2 separate regions of the Homo sapiens genome follow, and region 1 is linked to region 2. Evidence: read pairs that join two places in POLR2A ChIA-PET (ENCODE). Cell type or tissue: Panc1. All regions are shown on one strand. Region 1 overlaps MSRB3 (methionine sulfoxide reductase B3). Region 2 overlaps HMGA2 (high mobility group AT-hook 2).

The links. ChIA-PET counts read pairs that join two places held together with the same protein. Peaks named below come from ENCODE experiments on the same cell type or tissue, not always from the same donor. Only the 100,000 strongest peaks of a DNase experiment are listed, where the experiment ranks them.
Region 1: POLR2A ChIA-PET joins it to region 2 with 20 read pairs; 2 of 35 experiments call an interaction of 5 or more read pairs at or near these places.

The regions. Positions count from the first base shown.
Region 1 is chr12:65,285,910-65,290,909 of GRCh38, reverse strand. The region is part of intron 1 of MSRB3 (methionine sulfoxide reductase B3); the gene reads right to left. Among named protein-coding and RNA genes, the nearest start is that of MSRB3, 9.7 kb to the right of the region's middle. In Panc1, no CTCF peak of the experiment used is centred here; no DNase peak of the experiment used is centred here.
Region 2 is chr12:65,861,961-65,866,960 of GRCh38, reverse strand. All of the region lies in intron 3 of HMGA2 (high mobility group AT-hook 2), which reads right to left. HMGA2-AS1 (HMGA2 antisense RNA 1) reads left to right here. Exons shown (of 3, transcript NR_158985.1): 2 at 7-157. Among named protein-coding and RNA genes, the nearest start is that of HMGA2-AS1, 18 kb to the left of the region's middle. In Panc1, no CTCF peak of the experiment used is centred here; no DNase peak of the experiment used is centred here; H3K27ac peaks cover 2,268 bases.

The sequences.
Region 1 (5,000 bases), 580 kb after region 2:
CCTCATGAACTCCCTTGGTTATTTCATACTGAAAAGGAGTTCTGATTAGCAATTATATATGTCTGATTTTAAAATATTCATTACTTAACAGATGCAACTTACTTGAAAAAGTCAAAGCTCAGGAAGATTAAGTGATTCATCTAAGGTCATATCAATATTTTTCAAAAGAGGAGGGCATTGTCCAAATATGAAGAAACTAGTCCGAACACACAAAGGAAATCAAGGGAATCAATTCCAAACCACAGACCAAAAGTAAAAAACTGAAATATTTTAGAAGGATAACAAATAAGGCATACTTTTCCCCCCAGTTAGGAAAAAGAAAAGCAATAGTGAATCCCAGAGAATTTTTAAAAGACCTGTAGAACAAAATCATGGAAAATTACATTGTGTCATGGCTTTGAGCAACCGGTGTCGTACAGTAGAACCCATTTGAACATCACACTAGGGCCATTCTCTTTTGAATGTCATAGAAATGTTTAAATATCTTAAAAAGTTAAATGGGAAAAGGCATAATTAAAAGAAAAGACTACATAGGAGTCAAAGTAGTGGAATGATTACAAACACAGACTCTGGAGTCAGACTGCCAGATTAAATCACAGTCATACAAATTACTGAACACTCTTGCCTCAGTCCTTAATCTTAATATATGATTTATCATGATGATATTGTACTTCCTTGATAAAACTGTAATAAATAAATATTTAGAATAGTGCCTGACACATAGCACATATCTGTAAGTGGTTGGTATTATTATCACTATTATCATCACTATTATTATTAAATATATAGATAATGAAGCTTGAAAGTAATAGGAGAAAATACAGATTTGACTCCATAGGAAAACACAAGAATCCTAATGGATAAATGTCCAAGGAGCATAAATAAATTAAAAAGTAGAAAAACATATGGATAATAAATGCTAAGTTTTAGAAAGATGAGTTATATACACCAATATAGATAACATAAACATAATTTTGTGGGGGATAAAGAAAACATGGTACACATACATCATGGAATACTACATAGCTATAAAAAATGTGATCATGGCCTTTGAAGCAACATGAATGGAACTGGAGACCATAATCCTAAACAAATTAATGCAGGAAAAGAAAACCAGATGCCACATGTTCTAAGTGGGAGCTAAACATCTAGTACACATGGATATAAAGAAAGGAACAATCGACACTGGGGCCTATTTGAGGGTGGAAGATGGGTGAGGATTGAAAAATTACCTATACCATACTGATTACCTGGGTGACAAAATTATCTGTACACCAAACTCCCATGACATGTACTTTACCCATGTAACAAACCTGCACATGTATCCCTTGCACCTAAAATACAATTTAAAAAGATAAAAAATGCAGGTCACAGAGGATACACAGCAGATGATAACTTTTATTTATTTATTTATTTTTAGATAGAATCTCACTCTGTCACCCAGGCTGGAGTGCAATGGCACAATCTTGGCTCACTGCAACCTCTGCCTCCCGGTTCAAGCAATTCTCCTGCCTCAGCCACCTGAGTAGCTGGGACTACAGGCACGTGCCACCATGCCGGCTAACTTTTGTATTTTTAGTAGAGACAGGGTTTTGCCTTGTTAGCCAGGCTAGCCTCGAACTCCTGACCTCAGGTGATCCGCCCACCTCAGCCTCCCAAAGTGCTGGGAATACAGGCGTGAGCCACCACGCCCGGCCAATAACATTTATATAATGTTCTAACATATGCAAAACTGAACAATATGATATAGAGACATACATCTATGATAAAACTATAAAGAAAGCAAGGTTTATCAGTTATTTGTGTTCAATGATAATCACAAAATATAGGACTATGGGTACTTCTGAGTACAGGAAATGTGTGTCTCACAGGCATCTTTCACATTTCATTTCTGAAGCTGGATGAGGGTACCCAGATTTTTTTAAAATATTCTTTATACCTTATATAGACACTATATATTCTTTTTTGTGTATAAAATATTCTCTCATAAAAAGGACAAATCTTATAAGTGAATTTTACAGGCAAGAGAAGATACTTTTTAAAATCATCAAATTAGCCAAGTTTTTTTCTTTAAAACTCACAGTGAAGTTTTTTTTAAAAATAAGACCAGATTAACCAACCTTAAGAGTTAAATATATTTAATAGGGTAATCAGAGGCAAATTCCAATGGTAATATATCCTGCTAAATGAGGACTTTTCTCATCTGAAATCTATTGTCAAGCATAAATAAGCAATTCCCAGCTGTACATTTAGAAAGACATAATTTCTAGTCCTTAATACCATTACTTCAGATGGGATATTTAATATGATGCTTCTGATACATTGTAATCTATTCTTTAAATACTAAATCTTTAAAAGGGTTATGTAACTTTGCCAGTAGCTCAAATTACTGGGCACACTAGGCTACGAAGTTCAAACATAAGATCTTAGATGCAGTGTAACACTTATAGTGAATCGCACAAGATAGTCAACTTGAACAAAATATTTTTTAAAAAGACATAATTTTGCATACTGTATTAACTATATTTTTCCATTAAAAATTACAGAAAGTTGGAGACTTTAAAATAATCCTTAAATTACAGAATCTTTTTTTTTTTTTTTTGCGGGGGGGACGGGGTCTCGCTCTCTTGCCAGGCTGGAGTGCTGTGGCATGATCTTGGCTCACTGGAACCTCCGCCTCCCGGGTTCAAGTGATTCTCCTGCCTCAGCCTCCTGAGTAGCTGGGACTACAGGCACACACCACCACGCCCAGCTAATTTTGGTATTTTTAGTAGAGATGGGGTTTCACCATGCTGGTCAGGATGGTCTCAATCTCTTGACCTCGTGATCCGCCCGACTCAGCCTCCCAAAGTGCTGAGATTACAGGCAAGAGCCACCATGCCCAGCCTACAGAATCTTAAAGCAACACCAGGTATTACCCAGTCCAATTCATTCATTTTGCAGATATGAAAACTGAGGCACAAGAAGCTTAAACGACTCAGGCAAAAACAAGACTAGAAAAACCTAGTTTTCCAATTCACTGTCAAATGTTCTTTTCATAATACTACACTGACTCCCCTGCAACACAAACACATACACAAGGATGCAAATATGTAAATGAGCCTATAATTTTTCAAGTGGCTCTGCACGCAGGTAAACATGCTCTGCCCTCAACCCTCCTCTTCCTGGCCCCCTAAGGCGATCTGACTAGAAGGCATATTCACACCCCACAAAATCAGAAACAAGGGGGACTACAGTGCACTTTTTCCTTTTTGCTCTCAATTACTGTGAGACCAGAGTTGCAAAACAACTTGTGGCTTTTCACCCATTTCCCTATCTAATCTGGACTGTTACAGGAAGATATGACCTTACCTTTCCTTAGCTACACACCACTAATCTAAGATAAAATAAGTATTCACCTATAATAGGCCCTATAGTTCTCTCTCAACCCCAACCAAACTCAGGTTCTCTGACAATCAAACACAATAAAAACAAAAGAAATGTACTGGGCGTGGAGGCTCATGCCTATAATCCCAGCACTTTGAGAGGCCAAGGTGGGAGGACTGCTTAAGTCCAGGAGTTCAAGACCTACCTGGGAAACATAGGGAGACCCTATCTCTACATAAATTTTTTTTAAAAAATTAGCCATGCATGATGACACAAGCCTGTAGTCCTAGCTACTCAGGAGGCTGAGGTGGGAGGATCACTTGAGCCCAGGAGGTCAAGGCTACAGTGTGCAGTGTGCTATGATCCTGCCATGGCACTCCAGCCTGGGCGGCAGCCAAAAAAAAAAAAAAAAGAGAAATGAAAGAACAAACATAAAATTTAGGGCTATCTAATTTATACAAAGACTGTCCTGAGTTGTTTTTCGGTTTTTGGTTTTGCTTTTTTTTTTTTTTTTTTTTTTTTTGAGAAAGGGTCTCGCTCTGTCACCCAGAATGGAGTACAGTGGTGCAATCATAGCTCACTGTAGCCTCGAACTCCTGGGCTCAAGCGATTCTCCCACCTCAGCCTCCAGAGGAGGTGGGACCACAGGTGCATGCCAGCACACCTTGCTAATTTCTTTTTTTAATTTTTAGTAGAGGCTAGGTCTTCCTATGTTGCTCAGGCTGGTCTCGACCTCCTGGCCTCAAGTGATCCTCCTTCCTTGCCTCCCAAAGTGGTGGGATTACAGGCATGAACTACTGTGCCTTGCCTGAGTGTTTTTTTTTTTTTAATAGATTCTACCATGTAGCACAGGCTTATTTTCAATAATGCCTTAAGTCTTACATATGTACTGAAAGATGTTTTTGTCTTTAAATAAAATAAGTGACCCAAGAAACCATAAGGATTTGTTATGTAATTTATAGTAACAGAAGACATGTCACGGCTATAACAGAGACCTGTAGGTGTATACTCACATGCAAATCAACTAAATTTCACTTTAAAATAGCACTGTAGTCCCAACAACAATGCTCATATACCTAAAAATATAATTTTTAAAAAGTATTTATTTATTGTATCTGACTTCTAATCCATGAGACTATTTAAAAGTCCAGTCTTAGTATAAAGTACATTGTCTGGCATAACATATATAAATTTTATTGTAAGAGGATTCTGAGAAGGTGTTTCCCTGTCATTCCAAAATTTCCGCTATGGCTCAAATTTTCAAATAGAAGTTTTCCCCCATACCCCACATTCTAAAGTAAGAGGACAATGAGATACTCAAAGTTGAGACCAGAACTTCCTGAGAGTATCCATAAAGCAAGAAATCAAGTGTCCATAGACTCTATAAGTCATAATTTCCACATGTATACTTTCCAAATATATGAGAATTTTTTTTACATTTACAAGAACTTATTTCAAAGTTTTATAGTAGCTTTTGCTGTTACGTATTTTCTCAGTCAACAGATACTAAAAACATAGTTACTACTACATGAAAGGGTCTCCATTATTTTTAAAGAGTTGGAAATTACTCAATACTATATACTGTATGTAAATGTGTCACTTTAGACAAATGTTATGAATAATATACTATTTTT
Region 2 (5,000 bases):
TACCAGTGTCAAGATGGGAAGGCACATGTTCCTATCTTGACAGCAGCAGAAAGAAAAATGGCAGCAGAAGGAAAACAGCAGCAGAAAGAAAAATTTGACTCAGATGGGTTGAGAGGGCAATGGCAAGCAATCTTGGTACATGTCAGCTGCATCTCAGGTAAGTGTTAGTGATTTTTTTTTTTAAAGTTGGCACTGCTGAAAAGAAGAATGACTATTCACATTAATAACTGCCTTCTTAAATTTGTAATGAAGAATGAGAAGCGGGCTAAGGTACAAGAGGTAATGTTTATTTCACTTTGAAGCTTATAGGTAGTTACATGGGTATCACAAAAAGAACAGATATAATGAATCATCTTGCCTTTTACCTGACTCTTAAGACACCTGCAACATATCCCTTGGATGTTCCGCCTTGTCACACTCATAACCGAGGGGAAAAAGAAGACAAAGGTGAATGCTCAGTTAGCCCCTAACCCTCTTGTCCTATCTGCTGTTAATGTTGCCCACAGGTCTACCAGCTGCAAGGCTATCCATGACCTCCTCCATCAAGTCCACCCAGACTCTCTGATCTAAAGCAGCCTCGCCTACTCCAATACTCTCCATTACATTAACTTGGTTCACTTTTCTTCTTTGCTCTTATAAGGCTTGAAATCATCATCTGTATTTTTTTAATAACTACGCCGTCATTTATAATCCCTCTCTAGAATGTAAGAGCCACAAGACTAGGGACCTTAAGTTTTCTCCAGTGTCTCTCCAAATATCTAGCACAGTGCCTAGCATTAGCAGAGTGGGCTAAATGTTTGCTGAGTGAGTGAACAGATGTTTCCTTAGGAGTCAGTCTCAATTTCCATTTTTTCCCCAACGTTTGTAAATCTTCTCTCTAATATAGAGGTCCACCCTCCTTAGACACAAAGGAATTATAGTTATACACTTGCTATGATTCCCAGAGTTCACAAATTCTGATGCTCCATCATTTTAGCCAGCAACTCTAGCTTGAATATTAGTGAAAAATAGATGGGGATGGCTAGGCGTGGTGGCTCATGCCTGTAATCCCAGCACATTGGGAGGCCAAGATGGGCAGATCACGAGGTCAGGAGATCGACACCATCCTGGCTAACATGATGAAACCCCGTTTCTACTAAAAATACCAAAAAAAAAAAAATTAGCCGGGCGTGGTGGCAGGTGCCTGTAGTCCCAGCTACTCGGGAGGCTGAGGCAGGAGAATGGTGTGAACCTGGGAGACGGAGTTTGCAGTGAGCCGAGATTGAGCCACTGCACTCCAGCCTGGGTGACAGAGCGAGACTCTGTCTCAAAAAAAAAAAAAAAAAAAGAAAAATAGATGGAGATACAGACGCTTAGAATGTATGCCTTCCCATCTTGACACTGGAGAAATGGAGAAATGTTATTCTAGCACATTCTGAATTGCATTCCAGTTCAAATTTGAAAACCTTAAAAAGCCTGAAGACTAACTTAAGTTTCAATTTAATACAATTATTTTAAAACAACAGCTATAATATTTTTACTGTACATATGTTCAATTATTACTAAGTACTTTCATTTCTATCTGTAAAAGTATAGTATAAAAAGTTCACCCTCATGAAATCAGACAAAAATACAATTGACCCTTCAACAATGCAGGGGTTGGGGCACTGACTCCCTGTGAAGTCAGAAATCCAACAAAAATCCACGCAAAACTTTTGACTCCACAAAACTTAACTGCTAATAGCCTACTGTTGACTGCAAGCCTTACTGATAACACAGTCGATTAACACATATTTTGTATGTGATATTATTATATACTGCATCCTTACAAACTACATGTAAACTACAAAAAAATAAGACAAGCAAGAGAGAAAATTTGTTCACTACTCATTAAGTAGAAATGGATCATCATAAAGGTTTTCATCTTTACTGTCTTCATGTTGAGGAGGCTGAGGATGAGGAGGGGTTGGTCTTGCTGTTTCAGGGGTAACAGAGGCAGAAGAGGGAGAAGAGGTGGAAGAGGAGGCAGGAGAGGCAGAAGCACTCAGTGTAACTTTCACTGAAAGAAATCTGCATATAAGTGGACCCGTCCAGCTCAAACCTGTATTGTTCAAGGGTCAAGTGTGCACTAATATGAAAAAGAGCTGAAGTGAAAAAATGGATCAAAATATTTCTAATCATAGTTAAATAATCTAAAAAATGTAGGCCACTGACAATTTTATGCTTCTGTTCAATGGCACTGCACATACAATCCAGAAGAAAAGCTACTATGTGTGTTAAATGGAAACACTATAAAATCATTTGTAGTGTGTCCTAAGAAAAGAGGAGTATATGAACATTACAATAGTAATGTTAATGAATTTAAACCTTTTTTTCCTAGTATGTTAAATATTTCCCTGTATTACAAAAATTGTGAGCATTCATAGCAAAGCTGGTGTTCTCTGCCAAATGCAAGGTGAATGTGTGCTATCTACAAAATAGTCAACAGTGGAGTGAGTAACATAACAGGGGATTTCAAGGAGATGGAAGACAACACTATTATTTTCCTAATGCTCATAATTCTGTTTCTGGCTATGTAATTTTGTCTTTATAACACTACTCAATTAAATTTATATTTGGGCCAAAAAATTATCATCTTGGCTGCCATGTAGCACTCTTCAAATCTCTTAAAATCACTTGCTTAAGTTTGCTTTTTCTGAAAAGCACTTACCCACCTCTCTGGGGTGTTTTTTTTATGAATTAGGAATCCTGGAGCCCTCAGAGTCTAAGCATGGTTGGCAGGTTGGAAGCAAATAAGCACGATGGAAATGGGCCCTACTTAGTTACTATGGATACCTCAGATATAAAGGATCCCTATTTGTAGTGCTCATCAACAACTACTAGCACAAAATCCCTCATGCTGCTTGGACCTAAATAAGGTCATAAATGTTTACTGCACATACATAATATTCATGGAACCCTTCTAAGATTGCAGAGCCACAGTGCGGGAAATGATATTTCTTTCCTTTGGTGGATTTTCATATCCCATTTTCCATCTGGAGAAATGAAGATATTGTTTTGCAATTACCTTTACAGAACAGAGCATTTTTGCTGGACTACTAAAATCGCTTAGCCAAAGTTGGGCATAAATGCAATTCCTGTGCCAAGCCAAATTACCTGGAAACATCACACCCTTCAAAAGGTTTGAATACTTCATGTTTTGGGGTGAGGGTTGCGACTTCTGTAGTCTAAAGACAACATTCCCTAGTCAGTGAGACTGAGCTGGGCACAGGATTTGGTATTCCTAACCTCCAAGATCCTGTCCATGGGAAAACCATTCAGGACTTTTCTTGTGAATGAATCCCAAATTACAATTTAGTTTCTCATCATCTGGTCCATGCAAAGGATATTGTTGTGATTTTTTTTTCTTTGAAATCTAATGATCCTTGAAAACAAGGCAGTCAGTGTAAACACACCAGGGACACTGTACTCCTCTTTACAGATGTTCACCTCATACTGCAGAAAGGAAGGTGCAGTCAATTTCGGGAACCAGGACTTGCACTTGTGCCCTGTTTTGGCTTAACAGTTTTAGTTTGAGGCCAAGGCAGTCAGTTTAAACACACCCGGGACATTGCATTCTTCTTTACAGATGTTCACCTTGTACTGCAGAAAGGAAGGTACAGCCAACTTCTGGAGCCAGGACTTGCACTTGTGCCCTATTTTGGCTTAACAGTTTTAGTAAACCAACAGAAATGCTCCATTCTGTAAAGCTAATTGCACAACAAAACCTTAACTTTTCCAGAGGCAAAATGGGGTGTCACTAGATATGAGTTAATGATCTGGCCCCAAAAGAATTCTAGTTTCATTCCCCAGCTCTACTTAAGTGCTGATAGTGTCGTCAGGATTTAGGGTTCACTGCTGTTGTTGATTATCCCAGTGGTAAGCTCAGTCTAGTGACCTAATAGATATGAAACAGCCATGCCAATTACCATGAGCTGAGCATGGGTGGGTAGAGCAAGGGAAGCATGCGTAAGTTCGTGTGGACGGTGGGACAGCTGGAGAAGGATGTGGTAAAGACCACTGGTCCACATACTGCCGTTGGCAGTTGACAACCTATATTATCTCCTTTGTGTGCAGTGGTCCCCATATTCCCTTTCTTCTCCACTTTCTATATCACATTTCATTTTCCACATTCTCTTGGGATCTTTATCCACAGCCATGGCTTCAGCTACTGTGACCCATGGCTCCATCAGCTCAGCTCCCTCTCCTAAACTTCACACACACTAAGTACATGAGTGTTTCATCTCTATCTTGAATTCTAAATCCACTCTTCCTCTTCTTGAGTTGCATGGTCATCCACCAAGTGACACATACTTCTAGTCCAGGTCTAATCCTTGATGCTTAACACTTTTTTAATTTTTGTAGTATAAGAGATTTCTAACAACTGGCTTTCATTTTGTACACCCAAGTAGATTAATTGTTCTAAAGTAGTATTTTAAATGCACTTTCAAAAATATTTAGTTTTTCCTCAATTACTGTGTAATATAAAAATGTAGAACTACCTAAGACATTTAGGCTTATTTGCAGAAAATTGATAATACTATAATAAAAGCAAACTGTAGTAGTGGTGGTGGTACTGATTGTGGGACACAGAGACAGACAGAATCCCATTTTCTGTTGTTTGAAGTTATGGAATGTGTGTGTGTGTGTGTGTGTGTGTGTGTGTATGGTGCATTTTGGTAAATTTGTTATAACATCTGAAAAAAGGTAAGTATATCCAATGCTTATTCTTTTGTTAACTCTCTTAAAACAGTATGACTCTCTGAAGTCATACTGTTCACTTAGAAACATGTTGCACAGCCAGGCGTGGTGGCTCACACCTGTAATCCCAGCACTTTGGGAGGCCGAGGCGGGTGGATCACCTGAGGTCAGAAGACTAAGACCAGCCTGATCAACATGGTGAAACCCCGTCTCTACTAAATAAACGAAAATTAGCCGGGCGTGGTGGTGGGCGCCTGTAATCCCAGATACTCAGGAGGCTG